2 separate regions of the Homo sapiens genome follow, and region 2 is linked to region 1. The links are chromatin loops, found by intact Hi-C in ENCODE. Cell type or tissue: PC-3. All regions are shown on one strand. Each heading gives the region's core, and the rest is flanking DNA. Links, peaks and the distances in the headings are about the cores only. Region 1 overlaps FBXO42 (F-box protein 42). Region 2 overlaps FBXO42 (F-box protein 42).

Region 1 (8,255 bases), core at 2,124-6,123:
AGGATCCCTTGAGCCCAGGAGGTTGAGGCTGCAGTGAGCCGTAATTGTGCCACTGCACTCCAGCCTGGGCAACAGCAAGACCCTGTCTCAAAAAAAAAAAAAGGAAGAAGAAATGAAAAATAGCTGATGCCACATGGTGTTCTTAGATGCTCACCCTGTACTCTTCAGGACTGATGCCTTCTCAGTAAATCGTATTGTTCCCCTAAGTGAGATCACAAGAAAGACAGTCCTCTGCTCTACCTTCTCAACCTTGAGACTTTGTAAGTGACACCATTAAAGCAGTCTGAGCAGGGCTTTTCAAACAGTGTTCTGTAATGTGCTACTGAAAGAGGAAGCAAAGCTCTCCACCTAGATTGGAGCATCTCGACTGCTGTCAGGTTAATGTAGTGTTGGGATTTCTTCTGCTTAAGATATCCTTTGAAAAATGAGTCCTGCAGCTTTAACCAAAAAGAAAAAAAAAAGATTTTAAAAAAAAAAGTATTCTCAGCGAGGCATGGTGGCTCACGCCTGTAATCCCAGCACTTTGGGAGGCCAAAGCGGGTAGATCACCTGAGGTCAGGAGTTTGAGACCAGCCTGGCCAACATGGTGAAACCCCATCTCAACTAAAAATGCAACAATTAGCTGGGCATGATGGCAGATGCCTGTAATCCCAGCTACTCAGGAGGCTAAGGCAGGAAAATCACTTGAACCCAGGAGGTGGAGGTTGCAGTGAGCCGAGATTGCATCATTGCACTCCAGCCTGGGTGACAAAGCGAGACTCCACCTCCAAAGGAAAAAAAAAGTATTCTGGTATTTACTGACACCTGGATATTGGGACAAGTTACTTTGGTCTTGAGGAAACTAAAGGTGACATGTAGAGTGAGGGATGGGGAAAAATAGCAATTGTTATTTCAAAGACAATAGATTTTGAAAAATTATGCTCCTGTAAGACATTTGTTATCTCTAAAGTTTTCCAGCATAAGCCAAAGTGTTTTTTTTCAGAATTTGGTCAGTGTAGCCCAGAGGTCCAGTCTAGATGGTGTTTGGTGTAAGACTTATGGTTTCACTGGAATTCCTTCACACCAATCCTTGAAGGTCTGCCCCATTTGTGCTAGGCTGAGGCTATCTGGTTATGTGAAGCCCATAGCTAGGGGCCTGGAGGTCCCTATGTTAAAATTTGACTCACGGGACAAATAAGAACTGCCTCCTGCCTCCTTTTCTTACCTGTGTTTTGTAACGAGTTATTTTTAAGTTGCATCCAGACATCCAGCCTCTATGTATACTTCTCCCTGGTCCTCTACATTCTTTCTTTTCTTTGTGACCTCTGTTAAGTTTGTTAAAGGGATGGGAAGGGGTGCTCATTTGTTGAGCACTTTCTATGTGCCAGGCATTATGTTAGGTGCTTTGAATATACTATTTAATACTCAAAACAGCCTTATGAGATAGGTACTCTCATCCCTAATTTTAGGTGAGCAAATTATAAACATGAGAGAGGCTAAGTAACTTTTCTCTAACTCATATTTCTCTGTTAATAATAAAAGACGTGTGAATTAGTGATGATTTTCTCTCAGACTCAAACCCAGTTTTCTTTCCACCTTTCCTCTACACTTTGTAGTATTAGTTCCCCTTTTGTTGCTCTTCCAGGGAAAGGTGATCTATGGATAGCCTAACTACGGATTGTTGTGAGATCCTGAATGCTAACCATGGTGTTACTGACTTTCCCTAGGGTCCTATCCTTCCCCCAAAGCTGGAGCAACTCTGGTCGTGTACAAGGACTTGCTAGTGCTGTTTGGTGGCTGGACGCGGCCAAGCCCTTATCCCCTACACCAGCCAGAGAGATTCTTTGATGAAATACACACTTACTCACCCTCTAAAAATTGGTAAGTCACAAAGATAAACTCTTTAAATCTGGAAGAAAAGGCCTTAAATCAGTGGATTCTTTGTTTTTTTGTGTCAAGAGTCCCTTTGAGAATTAGATGGAAAGCTGTGGACTCTTTTCCCAGGAGGGGAAAAATGCACATATTCACAGATTTTACCAACAGTTTCAGAGAGTTTACAGGACTCTCTTAGAACCCTGCATTTAGAATCCTTATTCTAAAGAGAAAAAATAGAAGAGATTTATTCCTCTTTCAAGAAAAATGAATGAGCCAGTTGAAGAACAGCGAGCTCTTCAGCTTTGGCTGCTAACACTCCAGGAGTGTTGTAGATCCAGATGATTCCTTACTCCTAACTGTGTCTCCAAGACTTACTCTGAATTGTTTTTCAAACATATATCTCTTAATGACAGCAACCGCCGTTTCTTGTAATGGAAGACTTAGTACGTGGCGCTTGTTAGCTGTTACTGATCAGGACCATAGGGAAAGGTAGCAGGTGGCAGGTGGTGCTTTGTCAGCAAACCAGGCCAAAGAAGCCATGATCTTGTCTCTTGTCATCGTTTTCTCATCTCTCTCCCTCCAGACCGTTTACATTCAGAACTTGAAAGAAGATAACTTTAAGCAAACTTGTAGGAAAGGCATAAATACATTATGCCATCCTCTACTTATTATCCCAACAAATCTCTGCTGAAAGTGATAGGATTATCATTTTAAATGGATGCCTACTTACTATTTTTACATAAAGTGTGTGGTGCTGACTTCTTGACTTCCTCCTGTCTTTTTACATTAGGTGGAACTGCATTGTGACAACCCATGGGCCACCTCCCATGGCTGGCCACTCCTCCTGTGTGATAGATGATAAAATGATTGTCTTTGGTGGCTCTTTAGGATCCCGGCAAATGTAAGTACATTTGGTTTGCTCCATATGAGCCTGAAGGTAAATACTCCTGGGAATAACAGGTTTAAAAGTGAATTAGGGACCAGGTGCCTAATTCACACCTGTAATCCCAGCATTTTGGGAGGCCAAGGTGGGTGGATCACCTGAGGTCAGGAGTTTGTGACCAGCATGGCGAACATGGCGAAGCCCCATCTCTACTAAAAATACAAAAATTAGCCGGGCATGGTGGCACACACCTGTAGTCCCAGTTACTTGGGAGACTAAGGCAGGAGAATCGCTTGAACCTGGGAAGTGGCGATTGCAGTGAGCCAAGATCACCCCATTGCATTCCAGCCTGGGCAACAGATCGAGACTCTTAAGGAAAAAAAAAAAAAAAGTAAGTTAGGGTCAGTATTCCTGAGCATGGCTCTAATTAATCCAATTAGTTATCTCATCCTAGCATTCTGTTCTTTAATCCCTTAATCACAGACCAATAAATTGAAAAATTTGCTCTATAAAATCATAGTTATATAGAATCTCTTTGACATATGGTTCTATTCAGTAGGATCAAATTCTGATGGAACCTCCACCTTGCCTGCTGTGCTGTGCCTGCAGAAGGCCAACTTTCGAGAACAGAATGCTTTTACTTATTCTACTTTATTACCCAGCTCTTGCCCTTTTGGGCTTTAGAGGAGAAGAGGGGGAGATTGACAGGACAAGTGGAAATGGTGGGCCCTCCAAATGTGATAGGTTGGTTGAGCCACATGTAAAGGGCATGAAAAGAAAGAAAGAAGGAAAGAAAAGAAAAAAACAAATGGGATGGGTTGTGGAATGGGTAGGAACAGGAAAACTGTGTCAGGCATGACATTTCTGTGAGGTCATTGTCCCTACCTCCTGTCCTGTCCACTTCTGGCCATACTGGACAGCTCAAGCCATAGTCAGGAGCCAGAGCATTCCATCTGTATCACTGTCTGATTCAGCGGTAGCAGCAGTTGTGGTCATTCCCCCTGTGCTCTGAAGTGGAAGTTGATGAGCTGTCAGCAGCAAGACCATCCCACACCTGTCCTCCCTTAGGGCATTTCCATCTTCATATTTTAAAACAGTTATGGAGAGAGATTATAGGAGCTACTCTCCCAATGAGAGAGTTTAGGATTTCAGATATTGGAACTATTATTCCTGTATTTTTGTGGGTGAATCAATGACCTTAAGTGACCATGAAAGAGAGACTGCCATCCAGGAGTCTGTCCTCGTCATGTTGGTCCCTTGAGGGTTAGAGATGCCAGTCTGTCCTTGATAAAACTGCAGCTTTCATTAGTCATTGTGCAATTACTTTTTGTAGCCAGAATCGATAAAGCTTTTAACTCCTGGACAATGATGAAGCTGCCTTTTGAATCGTTTTTTCTCTTCTTTGTGGTTTTTGCTTTTGAAAACTGTAGCTTAACCAGTGTCTATTTCCTGCTGTCACCAATTAACTATTTTTTAATCATCTGCTTTTACTTCAGTTAATAGATGGTTAAAAAAATAATCTCATTAGGCACTAGTGTCTGGCCGCAGACGTGGCTCAGATGAGGCCTCGTGGAAAGAGCAGAGGGAGGGTCTCAGGATGACTTCTAGGGAAAGTAGGGGAAGAAAGATACAGCCTAAGTGCTAAGTAGGAGCATAACACTTTGCTGCGCATCTTTATAAAGGTCCCTTCATTTTATATCAGCTCCTCAGACAGTAGTAACAGTATTTTCATTTTAGAGATAAAGTCAGAGTTAGAGAAAATTAAGTGACTTGTTCAGGCTACAGAGCTGGGATTCAGCAACATGGTCTCTTTCTGGTTCAGAAGCCCCTGAACTCTGAGTAGGGCATCTCTAAAACCTGCTCCAGCCCACACAGTCTGTGAAAGTGAAAATGGTGCAAGTTTGCCAGATGGGCCACAGGCATGTGGAACTCCCCAGCCACCATTATGGTCCCTGGGAGCTCCTAACTACCTTTATCCTTCTGTCCTTAATTCACAGGAGCAATGATGTCTGGGTCCTTGACCTTGAGCAGTGGGCGTGGTCCAAGCCGAACATCTCTGGCCCCAGTCCTCATCCTCGAGGTGGCCAATCTCAGGTGCTCAGGAATTAAAATAACTATTCAGCAAACACTGTAGCGTCTTTCAGTTAGGACGGGAGAGGGAGGAGGGAGTCAGGTAAGATGCCAATATGCACTAAGCCAAAGAAAATGTATCATTCTTTTTTACTGGTATTTATTTTTCAACTTCTAATGGGTCATATTATTTATAGTGGTTTTATATTATGCTCCTCCCCAAAGCATTTACTTTGCTGTGTCATTTCTCAAGAGAATCCTGCATTTTATGTGGTTGACATTCATGTTAATATTTGATCAACAAAGAATGTATCCTTTCAGGTGAATTATCAGTAATTTATTCACAGGGATCAGAATTGATATGTTTTTAGGAGAATGGAGAGGTTATGGTAACTAGAATATTCCCATTTGGGAGCTAGGTAGGCTATTCTCATATACCAGTGAAGCATAGAAAGTCAGAAACCTGTGTCTTTGTAGGTTTATTTTCAATGTCTTCCCCTCCTCAGATTGTCATAGATGATGCAACTATCTTAATCCTCGGAGGGTGTGGCGGTCCCAATGCTGTGAGTATTGCTTCTGTGGCATTCCCATGTGCATGCTACTAAGTGTTCAAAACCTGTTTCCCCTGTCTTCTTTTCTAGGAGTATACAAGACTATTTCCATGGCATTTTAATTTAAGGAATGCTTTTTGGGTATAGCCTTTGTATTTTCTGGCCTTTGTTTCTGCTTTTTTTTAGGGTTGTGGGGGGATCCTTTTAATCATAGATATTTGTCTCTTGAATATTCATATCTATATTCTTCCCATTCCTATTTCCTTTTTAGGCTATAAAGTTTACTGCTATCATATTTTCAAAGGGGAGAGGGCAGTGGAACAAAAAAGCAGGTTGATAACTGTCAGAGTTCACACAGTATTTAAGAAAGCAGATTCAGAAAGTTGTGGATATGTATTATTTATCCTCTCCTTCAATCCCCAATACATACACATAAAATTATGGGCAAGTGTCAAAACCACTCAGTTGATTCATGGGTCACAAGCACAATTCCATGTGCTAAGCCAGTGGTAATATATGAATGAATGAAAGCGTAAGTGGATGCATGCACAACTGAATAATTAACTGAGGATTTTGCTATCCTTCTGAAGAGTCCACATCCTTTCAAGACCAGACAGGAGAGCTTTGAGACTGCAACTCTGTGTGTGTGTGTTTTGGAACGCATATCACACCTGAGTCTTGTTATTGGTTTTTTCTCTTACAGCTATTCAAGGATGCTTGGTTGTTGCACATGCATTCTGGTCCTTGGGCCTGGCAGCCACTCAAGGTAGAAAATGAAGAGCATGGGGCCCCAGAACTGTGGTGCCATCCAGCTTGCCGGGTAAGCAGGGAGCTGACAGGCTAGCAGGAGGACAGGTCCTAAATTGTGGAAAACCACATTACTTTGTCAGGTTACAAAGAAATTTGTACAAAAATAGAAAACACCTTGGTGTCACAAAAGAGGTGAACATTAGCCATAGCTCCTTTGGCATTTCTCACTAAATGGGAAAACTTACAGGGGCCCTACTCATTCAGTAAGTCCCAACTTTAAGCATCTGTTTGTCTGTGAAACTTTCCCTTCTCCTTCTAACAAAAATTGATTGTTCCCTTCTCCCCACCCCTTCTGTATACATATCTCTAATGATAGCATATGTCACACAAAGCAGCGATTGTTCCCATGTCTGACTTCTAGCCTAGAGGGCAGACTACATCATTTTCATCTTCATATCTCAGGTACCTACAAAATGTCTGGCACATGACAGATGCTCATGATAAAATGTTTGACAGTTGAATGAACAATCAGAATCATAGAAGAGTGTGAGCACTGGTCCTTTGTCTTCCAGGTGGGACAGTGTGTGGTGGTCTTCAGCCAGGCTCCTAGTGGGAGAGCCCCACTCAGCCCCAGTTTGAACTCTCGCCCATCACCTATCAGTGCCACTCCTCCAGCTCTCGTTCCTGAAACCCGAGAGTACCGCTCTCAGTCTCCAGTAAGAAGCATGGATGAAGCTCCTTGTGTTAACGGCCGCTGGGGAACACTGAGACCCAGGGCTCAAAGGCAGACTCCTTCAGGTTCCCGGGAAGGGAGCCTTTCCCCAGCCAGAGGAGACGGCTCTCCTATCCTCAATGGTGGGAGTTTGTCTCCAGGAACGGCAGCTGTGGGTGGCTCTTCTTTGGACAGTCCTGTACAGGCCATATCTCCAAGTACTCCATCTGCTCCTGAAGGATACGACCTGAAAATAGGACTTTCTTTGGCCCCCCGACGAGGATCACTACCAGATCAGAAAGATCTGAGATTAGGATCCATAGATCTGAATTGGGATCTGAAACCCGCTTCCAGTAGTAATCCCATGGATGGCATGGACAATAGGACAGTTGGGGGAAGTATGAGACACCCTCCTGAACAGACAAATGGTGTGCATACCCCACCTCACGTGGCCAGTGCCCTTGCAGGGGCCGTCTCCCCAGGTGCCCTGCGTCGGAGTCTGGAAGCCATCAAAGCGATGTCCTCCAAAGGCCCCTCGGCCTCTGCAGCACTAAGTCCTCCTCTTGGGTCTTCTCCAGGCTCTCCTGGGAGCCAGAGTTTGAGCAGTGGAGAAACAGTGCCCATCCCTCGCCCAGGGCCTGCCCAAGGAGATGGACATTCCTTACCTCCCATTGCTCGCCGCCTGGGCCACCACCCTCCACAGTCCCTAAATGTTGGCAAACCCCTATACCAGAGTATGAACTGCAAGCCCATGCAGATGTACGTGCTGGACATTAAAGACACCAAGGAGAAGGGGCGGGTCAAATGGAAAGTATTTAATAGCAGTTCTGTGGTTGGACCTCCTGAAACCAGCCTGCATACCGTGGTACAAGGCAGGGGTGAACTCATCATATTTGGAGGACTCATGGACAAGAAACAGAATGTGAAGTACTATCCAAAAACAAACGCCTTGTACTTTGTACGAGCAAAGAGATAATGTGTTCTAAACCCCTTTCCTTTTCTGTGGCTTTTAATTTGGAATTTTCCAGTGTGTAAGCATTTGGACTGAGAATTGGGAAAACAAAATTACTCCCAGAAGCCAAAACTCTTTAATTCCCAACCGAAGTCACTCCAGGCTGGGATCAAATCTCCATTAAGAAAAAAAATTATATATAAATATATATATATATATTATATAGCCAACTCTGTTGACAAAAAAAGGGAGAGATTTCCATCCTGGTTCAGATAAAGTTGTTGCTGTGTTTTAACAGGGGCTGGGCTGCCTTTTTCTACCTTGCTGGTAACTAGACCAAGAAGTTAGAGAATAGACTAACATCAGTAACTTCCCAAAAGAAACTGAAGAGCCCCCTGTAAATCTTTATGTGGCCTTCTTGGAGTTAAAAAATGAAAGGGCATATGTAAGTTGCAAAGGTGGAGGGTTTTAGACTCTCATGCT
Region 2 (8,255 bases), core at 2,809-6,808, 70 kb before region 1:
CCTCCCAAGTAGCTGGGACTACAGGCGCACACCGCCACGCCTGGCTAATTTTTTGTATTTTAGTAGAAACGGGGTTTCACCCTGTTGCCCAGGCTGATCTCGAACTCCTGAGTTCAGGCACTCCACCCGCCTCAGTCTCCCAAAGTGCTAGGATTACAGGCATGAACCACAGCACCTGGCCTGTACTTGGGGTTTTGATCCAATACCAATTTATTTTATGGCCCAGTTGTTTCAGTTTTGACCATCAGGAGCTCTTTCATCTGCCTCCTTTGCCCCTTTTACACAATCCCATCAATTTTCTTTTTTTTTTTTTTTTTTTTGAGACAGAGTCTCACTCTGTTGCCCAGGCTGGAGTGCAGTGGCACAATCTCAGCTCACTGCAACCTCCGCCTCCTGGGTTCAAGCAATTCTCGTGCCTCAGCCTCCTGAGTAGCTGGGATTACAGGCACCCGCCACCATGGCCAGCTAATTTTTGTATTTTTAGTAGAGATGGGGTTTCACCATGTTGGTCAGGCTTGTCTCGAACCCCTGACCTTGTGATTCACCCGCCTCAGCCTCCCAAAGTGCTGGGATTACAGGCGTGAGCCACCGCACCCGGCCAATCCCATCAATTTTCTTTTGTTTTGTTTTTAGGGCACTTCCTTACTTTGTGGCAGTACTGGATTCTCCAGGCTCATCTTATATATTTCCTGTCCTCCTAGATTCTGCCGTTTCACCAAGGAGCCCTGGTTTCTTTTATTGGAGAACGGTATTAGAAAGAACTTCTGGGTGCTAGGTATGCTTATTACTTGTAGGCCCTTGCAGTTAACAGAACAAGGTGGTAGATGAGTGTATACTAACACATGTATATATGTGTGTGTGTGTATATTATGCACCAATTGTAAATATTTATATGTAACCATCTGTATCTATTTAAACATGAGTTCATCCTGTCTCCCACTCTAATCCATTATCACAGGATCATTCTATCTTCCTTCCTTGACTATTTGTAAATTCCCACTCCAATAAGAAAATTTGGTCTAGCCATCTGCCAACTATTTACTTAATCGTTCAATGCCAATATACATGTATAGCTAGATTAGTATTGTTAGCCTCTGCTTTTGTGAGAAACAACTTTGTCAAGTAGAGACTAGTGCTTATATGAAGTTTCTTTTGCCTTTAGTTTTATAGATGCCCCTTATTTCCAAAGTTACTTAGGTTACACCTTTTCCTCCACCCAAGGTGGTCTCATATATTTGTAATATAGTTGGATTGTTTTATCATAATCTAGGATCCCCCAGCCTCCTGAGTAAGTGGTTTTTTTTAAAAATTTACATGTATTAAATTTCACTCTTTGATGCTGTGGGTTTTGACAAATGTGGGTTGTGAGCTTTGAGTCTTACCAGTTTTATAGAAAACCTTGGAATTTCTCACAGTGGCACTTGTCAGTATAAGCTGCGTGACTTGGATATGTCTATCATTTTGATTGTTTCAGACTGTCCTGGCTGGGCAAAGTGGGTCACACACGTAATCCCAGCACTTTGGGAGACCAAGGTGGGCGGATCACTTGAGGTCAGGAGTTTGAGACCAGCCTGGCCAACATGGTGAAACCCAGTCTCTACTAAAATACGAAAATTAGCTGGGTGTGGTGGTGTGTGCCTGTAGTCCCAGCTACTTGGGAGGCAGAGGTGAGAGAATCGCTTGAACCTGGAGGCAGAGGTTGCAGTGAGCAGAGATTGCACCATTGCACTCCAGCCTGGGCAACAGAGCGAGACTCCGTCTTAAAAAACAAAACAAAAACTTTCCCATCTTAAAATAAATGAGATTGTGTTTACTTTGCAGTAATTCATCAAGCTCTACTCTTAGGATGGTCACTTTTCTGTGTTACTTGGATTTTAAAATGCTTTAAAGAATTGAATGGTTTGGGCAAAATAGTTTAGGCTCTATCTTTAACTCTGAATCTATTTATCTTTCTAATTTTGAACTCCTTTTAATGTTTTTCTTCTGGGACTTACCACGATTAAAAGTTAGCATTTTTGTTTTGTTTTACTTTTTGGTTTTTCAGCTAGGCTTCTGACAGTATTGCACATTTACATAAAAGTGTAATTATGCCTTTGCTTAAGATTTGTTTTTATTTCAGTTAATTCGTCAGTGAAGAAAAATACATTTTATGCTCTACTCCCAACTAAGATGAACTGTCTTACAGATGGCTTTGTGCTTTTGGTCATAAGCAAGGCCATGTGAAAGTACGGTTCAGTGAAGTCTTTCAACACTGAACACCTCAAGAGTATACTTTGCAACCGTAAGTGAGTCATTAACATCCCTCGTCAGTAAGGTACTTTATGATCTTCATCAAAAAAGTACCGATATTGTTAAGGTGTCTACTAATGTGCCAGATGTACAAAGATAATATGGCTTAGTCTCTGCTCTCAAGTAGTGTACACTCTAATGGGGAAAAAAGGAAGTTAAAATGACATTTAGAAGTGGGTCATAGAGAGAGATGGTGAGAGAGAGATGGTGCTGTGTAAGTGAGCAGGCTTCCTGGTTGACACCTTTTGGGATTAGGAAGATTAAATGGTTCATAGTAAACTGAATGTTTTCAGAGCAGACCTATCTTGTTTAAGGGCCTTTAGCCATTACTTAGATGACATTTATGTAGCTCATCTCCATGTTTTATTAGTTGTTTGTTTAAATTATGTGAGTAATGAAAGGTGTAGTTGATTCTGGCTTACGTGTTTTAGATGACTTATAAATCCTAGAAAAAACATCACCTATCAGAATTAACTCAAGAATAATTTTTTTCTTTTTTTTTTTTTTTTTGAGACAGGGTTTGGTTCTGTTGCCCAGGTTGCAATACAGTGGTGTGATCTTGGCTCACTGCAACCTCTACCTCCTGGGCTCAAGTGATCCTCCCACTTCGGCCTCCTGAGTAGCTGAGACTACAAGTGTGCACCACCACACCCCACTAATTTTTGTATTTTTTGTAGAGATGGAGTTTGACCATGTTGCCCAGGCTGGTCTTGAACTCCTGAACTCAAGTGATCCACTTGCCTTGGCCTCCCAAAGTGCTGGGATTACAGGCATGAACTACTGCACCTGGCCTCAAGAAGAAATTTTAAAACTCGAGTAGTTGTATTAACAATAAAGAGGCTGGGCACGGTGGCTCATGCCTGTAATCCCAGCACTTTGGGAGGCCCAGGCAGATGGATCACCTGAGGTCGGGAGTTCGAGACCAGCCTGACCAACATGGAGAAACCCCGTCTTTGCGAAAAAATACAAAATTAGCCGGGCATGCTGGTGCATGCCTGTAATCCCAGCTACTTGGGAGGCTGAGGCAGGAGAATCGCTTGAACTCAGGAGGTGGAGGTTGCAGTGAGCCGAGATCGTGCCATTGCACTCCAGCCTGGGCAACAAGAGCGAAATTCCATCTCAAAACACACACAGACACACACAGACACACACACACACACACACACACACACACACACAAATTTGGGCACTGAAGTTCCATTTTACCTTTCTACCAAATAAAGCATTTTGCTGAATTTAAAACGTATGGTTCTCCATATGAAATTTTCGGCCAGGTGTGGTGGCTCACGCCTGTAATCCCAGCACTCTAGGAGACCGAGGTGGGCAGATCACCTGAGGTCAGGAGTTTGAGACCACCCTGGCCAGCATGGTGAAACCCTGTCTTTACTAAAAATACAAAAATTAGTTGGGCGTGGTGACGCATGCCTATAATCCCAGCTACTCTGGAGGCTGAGGTAGGAGAATCGCTCGAGTGAGTTCACTGCACTCCAGCCTAGGTGACAAAGCCAGACTCTCTCAAAAACAAAACAACAAAAAAAAGAAAGTATATTGATGGGTAGTTTGTGGAATACTTTATTTTTCCATTTTTAAATTTTTTCTGTTTTATTAAGGGAATCTTAATTGGGTAGCACACTAATGAGTTCACCATTTTTAAAAACTGCAGCTGGTATCTGTTATGAAATTTGGTATGCTTTATAAAATAGCTTCCTGAATTTGTCATAATAGCTCACAGTTTGCTAATAGCAACAATGGTTATGCCAAATTATTCTATTTCTAGGCTTTTTTTTTGGTCAAAACATAGACTGTCAATAATAAGGAGTCTCTAGATTATATGCTTCGTTAATGTAGAATTTAAAATATTAAACTGTGTACTTAAAAACAATTGGGTAAAAAATGTGTTTTTTAGTTTAGTTTTGTTTTGTCTTAAAGGTAATTCTGTTTTGTTGTTGTTGTTTTGGGACAGAGTCTTGCTCTGTTGCCCAAGCTGGAGTGCAGTGGCATGATATTGGCTCACTGCAGCCTCCACCTCTCGGGCTCAAGAGATCCTCCCACCTCAGCCTCCCAAGTAGCTGGGACAACAGGTTTGCACTACCATGCCTGGCTAACTTGTGTATTTTTTATAGAGACAGGGTCTCACTTTGTTGCTTTGGCTGGTCACGAACTCCTGGGCTCAAGCAATCTGCCTGTTTTGGCCTCTCAAAGTGTTGGGTTTACTGGTGTGAGCCACTGCACCCAGCTCTAAAGGTAATTCTGTAAGTGGCAAAGGATATCAGTTTAAGTTACAATAATTTGACAATGTTTAATCCCTTCACCTTCCCCAATTTTATTCTCTGAAATTCTACCTCTTCTTTATTTTTGTTGTTGTTTTTTGATTTTTTGAAACGGAGTCTTGCTGTGTCACCCAGGCTAGAGTGTAGTTGCGCGATCTTGGCTCACTGCAGCATCTAACTCCTGGGCTCAAGCGATGCTCGCACCTCAGACCCCCTGTAGCTGGGACTACAGGTGTGCGCCACCATGGCCAACTAATTTTTGTATTTTTTGTAGAGAAGGGTTTTGTCATGTTGCCCAGGCTGGTCTCAAATTCCTGGACTCAAGTTTTCTGCCTGCTTTGGCTTCCCAAAGTGCTTGGATTACAGGCATGAGTCACCACACTTGGCTTCTACCTAGTCTTTAGAGCTCAGCTGAAATGCTTGTCTGTGAACCTTCCTTATACTAGTTAGAAGCCATCTCTTTCTTTCTTGAACTGTTAAGGCTTCTTGTTTTGTCTCATAGGTCATTTATTATATAATGTTCTGTGTTGGTATTATTAATTTATGTGTCCTTGGCCCTTAGTGGGTCCATCTGTTTGACAGCAAATAGTGACATATCTTCTTTTTGTACCCTGTGTGGGATCTAAGCATAATATATTTTTTCTTTTTGTGTTTTTAATATTTGATAGCAGTCAAGCTTGCAATAAGCACGGTATTTTTACATATAGCAAATGTTTCATTGATATTTGTTGAATGCACGGAGTAAGGTAGAATTTTTTATTTTATCCTTTTTCTACTTTCTATAACTTTTTCATTTGAGTTGATAAAATGATAACCGTGGTATATTCATAAGAAGGCTTATTGTCTTAGATTGAATCACTTTATGATCTTCTTTAAATCTCTCATTCAACAGTATATTTTCAAGAGTAGCATTTAGTACTTAGCCTACATTAGTGCTGCTGAAGTGGTTCACTTTATGAGTTCATAATGACATCTGTTCAGGGTTGCTGCTTTGTCCCTAAAGCCTCAGAAGCCCTCATGCTGTGGGATGACTGTGGGTTCCTCCATTCAGTCCAGTCCCTTCTTCTTTTTATTTTTCTCTGCTCCTCCTTCTTGTCCCTTATTCTTTTTTTTTTTTTTTTTTTTTTTTGAGACAGAGTCTTGCTTTGTCACCTCACCCACCTTGGAGTGCAGTGGTACGATCTCGGCTCACTGCAATCTCCGCCTCCTGGGTTCAAGGGATTCTCCTGCCTCAGCCTCCTAAGTAGCTGGGATTACAGGTGCACACCACCACGCCTGGCTAATTTTTGTTTTTAGTAGGGGTCTCACCATATTGGCCAGGCTGGTCTCGAACTCCTGACCTCAAAAGATCCGCGCACCTCAGCCTCCCAAAGTGCTGGGATTACAGGCGTGAGCCACTGCGCCCGGCCCTGTCCCTTATTCTTTAGTTAGGTCTCAGTCCTTTATTTTATTATCTATCGGTAAGAAGTTCCCTTAATTACTTTTTTTGTTTGTTTGTTTGTTTTTGAGACGGAGTCTCGCACTGTCACCTGGGCTGGAGTACAGTGGCACGATCTTGGCTTACTGCAACCTCTGCCTCCCAGGTTCAAGCGATTCTCTGGCCTCAGCCTCCCGAGTAGCTGGGATTACAGGTGCCCACCACCACGCCCAGCTAATTTTTTGTATTTTTAGTAGAGATGGGGTTTCACCATGTTGGCCAGGCTGGTCTCAAACTCCTGACCTTGTGATTCCTCCGCCTTGGCCTCCCAAAGTGCTGGGATTACAGGCGTGAGCCACTGTGCCTGGCCAATTACATTTTTTAACCTTTTGAATTTGTGACAAATACGTTTGATTGCATTTTAAATGTTCAGCTTCCTTTTAGGTAAATGAAGTGTATTCCAACTTTAATAAAGATGTGTTTACCACAAGAGGATTGTCAGATGTCTAGTTGAATAGAAACCAAAGGCAAAAAACTAATCAAATATTGCCCTCAAATCTGGCAATGGCTTTTAAATGCATAGCAGTTTCATTCCCATGTTGAAATTCTTTTGAGTTGATTCTTTCTAGGTTACGGATTTTCTCCAATGAATTCAGAGTAGTTTCTTGATATCTACTATCTTTACAAAATCTTCCTGAAGTAAGTGGGGAACTTTCATTACTTAGGGAGGTTTTTGTTTCTTACTCTGTGTGACTTATGCTAGGTTTCACAGCATTAAAGCTAGAAACAGTGGCCACATCTTCCAGTCTCAAAATCTTAACCTTAATTTATACCTCAGAAGGGTAAGGCATTCAGACTTTAGAAACTGATTTGTGTTTAGTTATATGTAGCATAGTTTTTTTTTTAGTTTTTAAAATTTTTTTTGTATTTTGAGACAGAGTCTCGCTCTGTTGCCCAGGCTGGAGTACAGTGGTGCGATCTCAGCTCACTGCAACCTCCGCCTCCCAGGTTCAAGCAATTCTCCTGCCTCAGCCTCCTGAGTAGCTGGGATTACAGGCATGCGCCTGCACGCCCAGCTAATTTTTGTATTTTTAGTAGAGACGGGGTTTCCCCATGTTGGTCAGGCTGGTCTTGAACTCCTGACCTCATGATCCACCCACCTCAGCCTCCCAAAGTGCTGGGATTACAGGTGTGAGCCATCACGCCTGGCCTAGTATAGTAGTTTTTCGGAAGAAAAAGATACTACTGGGCCAAATAAATAGTTTCCTCTCTGGCAGCAGACTCTCAGGCCAGTATATATACCTTAAAAGGTACAAAATTCCATAAACCAGAGATTTGTATTAATTCTGACCAATAAAATATTTTGACAACATCTAGTAACATATAAAGGTAGGATCTACCATTTTCTGGATATACTAATGATGTAATTTTTTTTACATGTCCCAGGTAGCTGGGATTACAGGCGCCTGCCACCACGCCTGACTAATTTTTGGTGTTTTTAGTAGAGACAGGGTTTCGCCATGTTGGCTAGGCTGGTCTTGAGCTCCCGTCCTCAGGTGATCCACCCACCTCGGACTCCCAAATTGCTGGGATTACAGGCGTGAGCCACCACGCCTGGCCTAATGATGTAATTTCTATTATAAAATAACTACTGGGCACAGTGACTTATACCTGTATTCCCAGCACTTTGGAACATTGGGACAGGAGGATCACTTGAGCCTAGGAGTTCAAGGCTGCAGTGAACTATAATTGTGCCACTGCACTCTAGCCTGGGCGACAGAGCAGAACCCTATCTTTAAAAAAAAAAAAAAAACCCTTGCGAGCTCAGCACAAAGGTGTTCTGAGTAGACATGTCAATAAACCTTACACTCATTTGAATGCCTAGTACTAAGAAGACAAAGATGCCTAGGCCAATGGTCCTGCCTCCAGGGAGTTCAGATTCCAGTACATTCATTCAGTCACGTTGGGGAAGCTGAGAAGGTGTAACACAAATGTGAAGGGTGAGAAGGACTTCTTTTAAACAGTTTCATGAAAATTACATTCATTGAGTTAGTATGCTTACGTGTGAAAAGTTTGTAGGGCTTCTTTTGGCATGAAAACAAGAAAAACTCAGAGTTTCAAAATGCCTCTATATCCTTGGGGGAATATGAGTGATGATTTTATTACCTAATCATGGAAGTGAAAAAGAAGGGCTATGCAAATTGGTGTTGGGCATGTAATTACAGAGGAATTGCATCTGAGCTCACCCATGTGTGTTCTCCTTGGCATCTGTGGCTAGG

Evidence for each region. Peaks named below come from ENCODE experiments on the same cell type or tissue, not always from the same donor. Only the 100,000 strongest peaks of a DNase experiment are listed, where the experiment ranks them.
Region 2: it touches region 1 in a loop (3-fold over the local background); 3 of 110 quality-filtered maps call a loop at or near these places.

What each region holds. Positions count from the first base shown.
Region 1 is chr1:16,250,211-16,258,465 of GRCh38, reverse strand. FBXO42 (F-box protein 42) reads left to right here. Exons shown (of 10, transcript NM_018994.3): 5 at 1,707-1,860; 6 at 2,645-2,755; 7 at 4,735-4,831; 8 at 5,314-5,370; 9 at 6,062-6,178; 10 at 6,681-8,255. The coding sequence ends at 7,796. Among named protein-coding and RNA genes, the nearest start is that of CPLANE2, 17 kb to the right of the region's middle. In PC-3, for the core only: no CTCF peak of the experiment used is centred there; a DNase peak (open chromatin) is centred at 3,725; H3K27ac peaks cover 2,969 bases.
Region 2 is chr1:16,321,228-16,329,482 of GRCh38, reverse strand. The region is part of intron 1 of FBXO42 (F-box protein 42); the gene reads left to right. Among named protein-coding and RNA genes, the nearest start is that of FBXO42, 27 kb to the left of the region's middle. In PC-3, for the core only: no CTCF peak of the experiment used is centred there; a DNase peak (open chromatin) is centred at 4,912.